2 separate regions of the Homo sapiens genome follow, and region 2 is linked to region 1. Evidence: read pairs that join two places in POLR2A ChIA-PET (ENCODE). Cell type or tissue: MCF 10A. All regions are shown on one strand. Links, peaks and the distances in the headings refer to the core of each region. The heading gives the core; the rest is flanking DNA.

Region 1 (2,904 bases), core at 12-2,511:
GTGAAGCTTAATCCTGCAGGGAACTCTTGGAAAATGGGGTAAATACACATTTTGGAATTCTCCTGGCTGAGGGCAAGGGAGGTGGGGTATTTATATCCCAACACCAGCAGATGTTGGTTAAGGGCCATCCCTGGAATGTGTTGCATGGGCTGTATGTTAATTCCCAGGCATTCCTGGCCCACAATGAATGTGGGCAAAGTGGGTCCCAGCAGCCTGAGAGCATCTCTCTGACAAAGATGCAGGTACTGCTGGGAGTCCTGCCGGTAGGCACAAAAATGATAAGGGCACCCAAAGGGATGTGGTCAGAGTTCTGGCAGTGCCTGCTATGTGGACACTGGAGCCTCTTTAAAATCTGGGTCCTCTGCCATGCTCTGCAACCACTCTTGTTCCATAGGGACTTGTTGATAAAAACATTTTTAAAATGAAAATTTCCAGACAACAAAACAAAGCACTTGCTAACGCAGAGGAGGAGCTCAAAACAGGTACGGAGGCAGTTGATGTGGGTTCAGTCCTGGCTTTGCCAGTTACTAGCTGTATGGCCTTGGTTGAGGTCTCTCTTAGCCTCGATATCATCCTATACAATGCTTAGCTCTCAGAGCTCTAAGGAAGATGTAGGGAGGAAAAATACACCAAGTGCTTTTGCTGTGGACAGCAGTGTTATGGCAAGCCCAGCACCGCACACCCTTTTCTGACCACGGCACCTCCATCTTCCTTGGGAGACCACCTCCCCACCCCAGCCCATGTGGTGGGATGGGATGGATCCCAGTGCCAGCTCTAGGGTGGGCAGTGACCCAGGTCACTGATTTGTTCTGGGGGGAGGGGGAGTCAGGGATGGAGCACGGAACCAAAGCCACCTGCTTCTCATACTCTCCTGGAATTTTGGGCCTTGCTGAATCGGTGTTGCATACACCTGGAATTGCTGGGGGTCATCTTTGTCCCCGTGTGGAGAGAATCCATCTGGTCCCAGGTTGTGACTCATCCTAGGGTTCAGGCTCACCCTGTGACAAATGACATGGTCACCCACACCCGTGTGAGTGTGTGTATGTATCTCGGGTTGCTCTGCCACTGGGGAGCCATACACACTCGTACGCACCAGAAGATAAACAAGTGCCTGCAGCTCCTTGGCTGGCGCCCAGGCCGGGGGTGGAATAAACAATCCCAGTGACTTTCTGAAAAGCAAGCGTGTGTGGCAACAGGCACCATGGAGACAAGCAGACTGTACCAGAGCAGAGACAGCAGCCACCCCCCAAAGCCACCCCTGCGCGCGCGCACACACACACACACACACACACACACACAAAATATGTATCTTGCCCTCTTTCCCCTCTCGTTCACATTCATATCATGTTCATATCTCCTCCATAAAGCACAATCCCCTTCTCACACCCAGGCAGCTACTCCCATTCTAGCTTTGTTTGAGGCTAAAACTTTTGAGGTCTGAGACTCCCAAGACAACAGCATCCACAGTTCCTGAACTCGTTGCCTGGATACTGGCCCTGGTCTAGGCCATATTTCAGCAAATTGAAGCCACTAGAGAAGGTGTGTGCTCTGTGTGTGGGGGGGGGAGGGGGGAGGGCAGGCAGTGCCATATAAACCCAACTTTCTGTAAAGTTCTTGTGTTTGCTTCAGGGATGCACACACCACATACAAACACACACTCCTTCAAGAAATACTTACCTGTAGTTGTAGTTGGCTATGAAGATTGAAGAATTTTTTATATTTTTTTATTTAAAAATAAAAATAAAAAATACTTACCCAGACCCCACACACCTGCACCCTCTGAATACTCGGATCCACACCCATCCTCCTGTGTGCCGTGTATAACCCAGCACCCCCCAGATGATGATAACGATGGTAGTATACCACTTACTGTACATTAGTGTTTTACAGTCATCACCTCATTCTATTTAATCCTAAAGAAAACCATCTGAGACAATACAATTATTCCCATTTCATAGGTGAGGAAACTAAAAAGTTCAGAGACATTAAGTAACTTGCCAGGGTTGCACAACTAGAAAGTAATAAAGTTGGGAGTCAAACTCTAGCCCTACTCAGACACCCACACAACGCCCTCATACATGTGCACATGCTACATACATACACATATGCACACACATGAGGAAACTCTACCTCCTCAGTCAGCCCAGATAACTGATGCACATCGGGTCACCTTTCCCACCCTGATCTCCTCACATGCACTATCCCCGGGCCCTCACAGTGCTGCACTGATGGTCATGAGAGCCCCAGCCTGGGCACACAGGCACACAGCCTGCTGCTCACACAGGCCCCCTCCCCCCTCGCTGCACCCCCCTCACCCCCAGCAGCTGCGGCCCGGCCTGGATGAGGGAGGCCCCAGGATTCGGATGGGTGACTCAGGCTGAATCATGGCCCAGCTGCTCCTTGGCAGCCCTCTCTCCCATTCTGCCCGAGAGCCTTTTTTTTTTTCCTTTTTCTTTTTTGAGACAGGGTCTTGCTTTGCCTAGGATGGAGTGCAGTGTCATGATCACAGCTCACTGCAGCCTCCAATACCTGAGCCCAAGCAATCCTCCCACCTCAGTTTCCCAAGTAGCTGGGACTACAGGTGTGAGCAACTGCACACAGCTAATTTTTAGTATTTTTTGTAGACAGGGTCTTGCTATGTTGCCCAGGCTGATTTTGAACTCCTGGGCTCAAGTTATCCCAGAGAGCCTATTTGGAAAGCAAAGTTGGATCTTAGGGCAGGGGACAATGAGTTGGTGGTAGACAATAAGGGATGGAGCACTTGAGAGGGAGAAATTGGGCACAAGAAGACCTCTGTGCCCTCCTCCACTCCCTGATATCCTGCAGGTGCACCCAGGCAGCCCCCACCCATGTCCCTCATTCTGCCAGGGAAAGGAGTCCTTCCGCCTGGACCCTGGCCAGGGG
Region 2 (2,904 bases), core at 405-2,904, 71 kb before region 1:
CTCCCCCAGGCCTCCTCTGCAGTGGGGAAGGGCTTGGGCAAGCAGAGGCAGGAAGAGGAGGGCGTGGCCATGTTTCCTGCTGGGGCCCTGCCCGACTAGGGTTCTCACCTACCCCAGAGCCTGGACAACTGGCTGCCTCTCTCCCTCGGAGTCAGAAAGTACCCCATTTCTTTCTTCCAAGGCCCCTCAAACCTCCCTCCAAAGAGGCAGGGCCCAGTCACCTTCCCAGGATGGAGCTGGCGGGACACAGAGGCTGGGGTACCAGCCAGGGACACAGCACAGCCTGGCAGAGCCAGCTCAGGGTTCACACCTCCCAGACACCAGAGCATCAGAGCAGGGCCCAGAGCCTCACACACCAGGGAGGGAGTAGACAAAGCCCTGCTAAGTCCTTTCCACTCAGGGCTGGCCTCAACAGCCCTGAGCCCCGAGTTCTGGCTCCCTTAAGTGGCTGTGCGTGCAGATGGCGGTGAGGGCAGGGCGTCTGGAGAGGTGCTCCCCGTCTGGGGCTCTGGCCCTCAGCACTCGGGCTCCAGTTTTGAGACCTTGGGTGAGTTCTATGGCTCCTCTCCTTCTCAATCTCTCGTCTGTAAAATCGGGTGATCGATAATAACTAGGCCACTGGGGCGAAAGGACTACACTGAGGGGTGAGACAGAGCCCCTGAGGCCAGCCTGCCCTGCCTCTGGTTAGCCTGTGACCTTGGGGAAGTCAGTAAGGTCTGTGAGGCTGTTTGTCCAGGTGTGAAGCTGGGTGAAAGCATCCTTCTCGGTGGGTCAACAGTGGTTCTGTGTGTGTGTGCCGGCCAACTTTTCGGGTCTGGGTCCGCATTTGGAGGTGTGCGCTGTGTGGGTGTGGCGTGGGGGCGTTCCCCTTTCTGACTCCTCCTCCCCAACCCGCAGTTCTCACTGCTGGAACCCCCAGGTTCTGCAAAGGGGGCAGGAACCGTCACATTGTTCAGTGATGAAAACCGAGGGCTGCAGGAGTGCGGACCCTGGAAGATCGAGGAAGACAAGTCTACCCGAATCCCCCACTGTCCCTCCATCTTACTCGTCCTCCTTCCCTCACTTCCCAGCCCCCGGCACCAGCTCGACTCGAGCTTAGTGGCTTTCAGGCAACGGAAGCTGTGTGACCTTGGGCAAGACACGGACTCTCTCCGGACCCCGCAGCGTTCCGACATCCAGAATGCAGTAAGGACGGCGCTGAAGTGCAGCGGTCTGTTCCCCGGACCTGCAGCCGCTCCAGGGCAGGGCTTAGGCCGCTCTGGCTCCCCGGCGGCCGGCACAGGGGGCGTCGGGGAAATGTTTAGGACGGACATGGCGAGGCCAAAGAACTGCAGCGCGTCTCCGGCTCGCGGTGCCGGACGCCTGGGTCCCAGCCGCAGCTGGGACTCGCCGGGGGTGGCGGTCGGGACGTGCGCGGGGCGCAGGGCACGCGGGGGCTCGGAGTTCCCCGGGGCTCCCCGAGTTGGGGCGTTTGGACCTAGCGGACGGGGAGAAGAGCGGCGCAGCTCCCGCTGCCGGGCCCGGGACTGCGAGCTCCCGCCGTGCGGGCGCCGGCAGAGGCCTGGCGGGAAGACCCCGCGTGCGTTCCTCCGCCGGCCCGCGGCCGCCCCCTACCGCCGCGTGCTCGCCGGCCCTGCGCCCGGGGCGCTCGGCGCAGGGTCCGGGCCCGGCGTTACCTGGGGCCGCGGCGGGGCTCCACCCCCACCCGGCGGCCGGCGCGTCGCTCCCGCTGCAGCCCAGGCTCGCGGTGCGGCTGCGGCCCGCGCGCCGCCTGCCGCGGCCCCTCTCCGGCCCGGTGCAGGGGAACCGTCCGCGGACCTCACCACCCGGGCGCGCGGGGCCCACACCGGCTGCGCAGCTTCCAGGACCCCCGCCCCGGCCCCGCGCGAATGGAGCTGCCTGGACCGCACCACGCGTGCGGGGCGGAGCCTCTTTCGGCCGCGCCCGCCCAGCGTCAGTCGGCCAGGGGTGCGTAAGGGCGCGGCGCCTGGGGCCTGGCAGCCTCCGTGACCTTGGAGGAGTGACTTCGTTTTCTCGCCTGTGAAAAGGGAAACAATACGACCCCATGGTCGTTCAGAGAATCTTCGCTTCCCGGAGAGTGTGTCCCCTCCCCCAGCCCCGGTGGGCGCGGAGGTAGCTAATAGCTGTCTGGGGTCAGCAGATCTTGGTTCCCCGCTTTGGGCCATTCTCTGACCCTCACTTTTCAAGTCTGCGGAATGGAATTGATGATACCTTCTTCAGGAGGAGGATGGGAGACTCCAGTGACAACAAAACGAGGCGGCCGGCCGAGACATCGGGAGGGATTACGTTCCCCGCAACCCCTGTGTCCCCATCGCTAGAGCCAACCTGGACCAGGGCATGGCCGGCACCAGCTCAGGCCGCGGGTCCCGGCGCCGGAGGGTAGCCCCACCGTCCCCGCCTCCTGGGCGCATTAGGCCAGCGAAGGCTGCACCCCGCCGCGGGCCGCGCTCTGGCTGGCATGCAGGTGGTGGTAGTCCCTGCAGACCGCGCCTCCCACAAGCTGCACAACCAGGTCGTCTGCTTAGCCCAGGTTTAGCTCCTCTGCGGAGGGCTGATGAGACGGTGGAGCGGCTGCCTCCGGGTCTACTTAGTTTTTAAAGCTGCCGTTTGTTGACAGAACAGCCACCTAAAGGAGAGCTTTAGAGGGAATGAGTGCCCTGGAAGGAGGCTCTGGGGTGGGGAGAAGTTGGTCTCATGGGTCCCCAATTTCTTTCTTTCTTTCTTTTCCTTCCTTCCTTTCTTTTTTCTTTTCTTTTCTTTCTTTCTTTCCTTTTTTTCTTCCTTTTTTTCTTTCTTCTATTTCCTTTCTTCTTTTCCTTTATTTTCTTTCTTTCTTTCTCTCTTTCCTTTTTTTGACGGAGTCTTACTTTGTCGCCCAGGCTG

The links. Peaks named below come from ENCODE experiments on the same cell type or tissue, not always from the same donor. Only the 100,000 strongest peaks of a DNase experiment are listed, where the experiment ranks them.
Region 2: POLR2A ChIA-PET joins it to region 1 with 6 read pairs; 8 of 35 experiments call an interaction of 5 or more read pairs at or near these places.

Annotation. Positions count from the first base shown.
Region 1 is chr5:176,612,913-176,615,816 of GRCh38, forward strand. No RefSeq gene overlaps it. Among named protein-coding and RNA genes, the nearest start is that of GPRIN1, 4.2 kb to the left of the region's middle. In MCF 10A, for the core only: no CTCF peak of the experiment used is centred there; DNase peaks (open chromatin) are centred at 1,139 and 2,369.
Region 2 is chr5:176,541,585-176,544,488 of GRCh38, forward strand. It overlaps a transcript of RNF44 not described here and a transcript of CDHR2 not described here. Among named protein-coding and RNA genes, the nearest start is that of RNF44, 5.6 kb to the left of the region's middle. RefSeq lists an enhancer at 400-1,006 and silencers at 1,397-1,986, 2,447-2,496. In MCF 10A, for the core only: a CTCF peak has its summit at 1,583 (motif pointing left); a DNase peak (open chromatin) is centred at 1,967.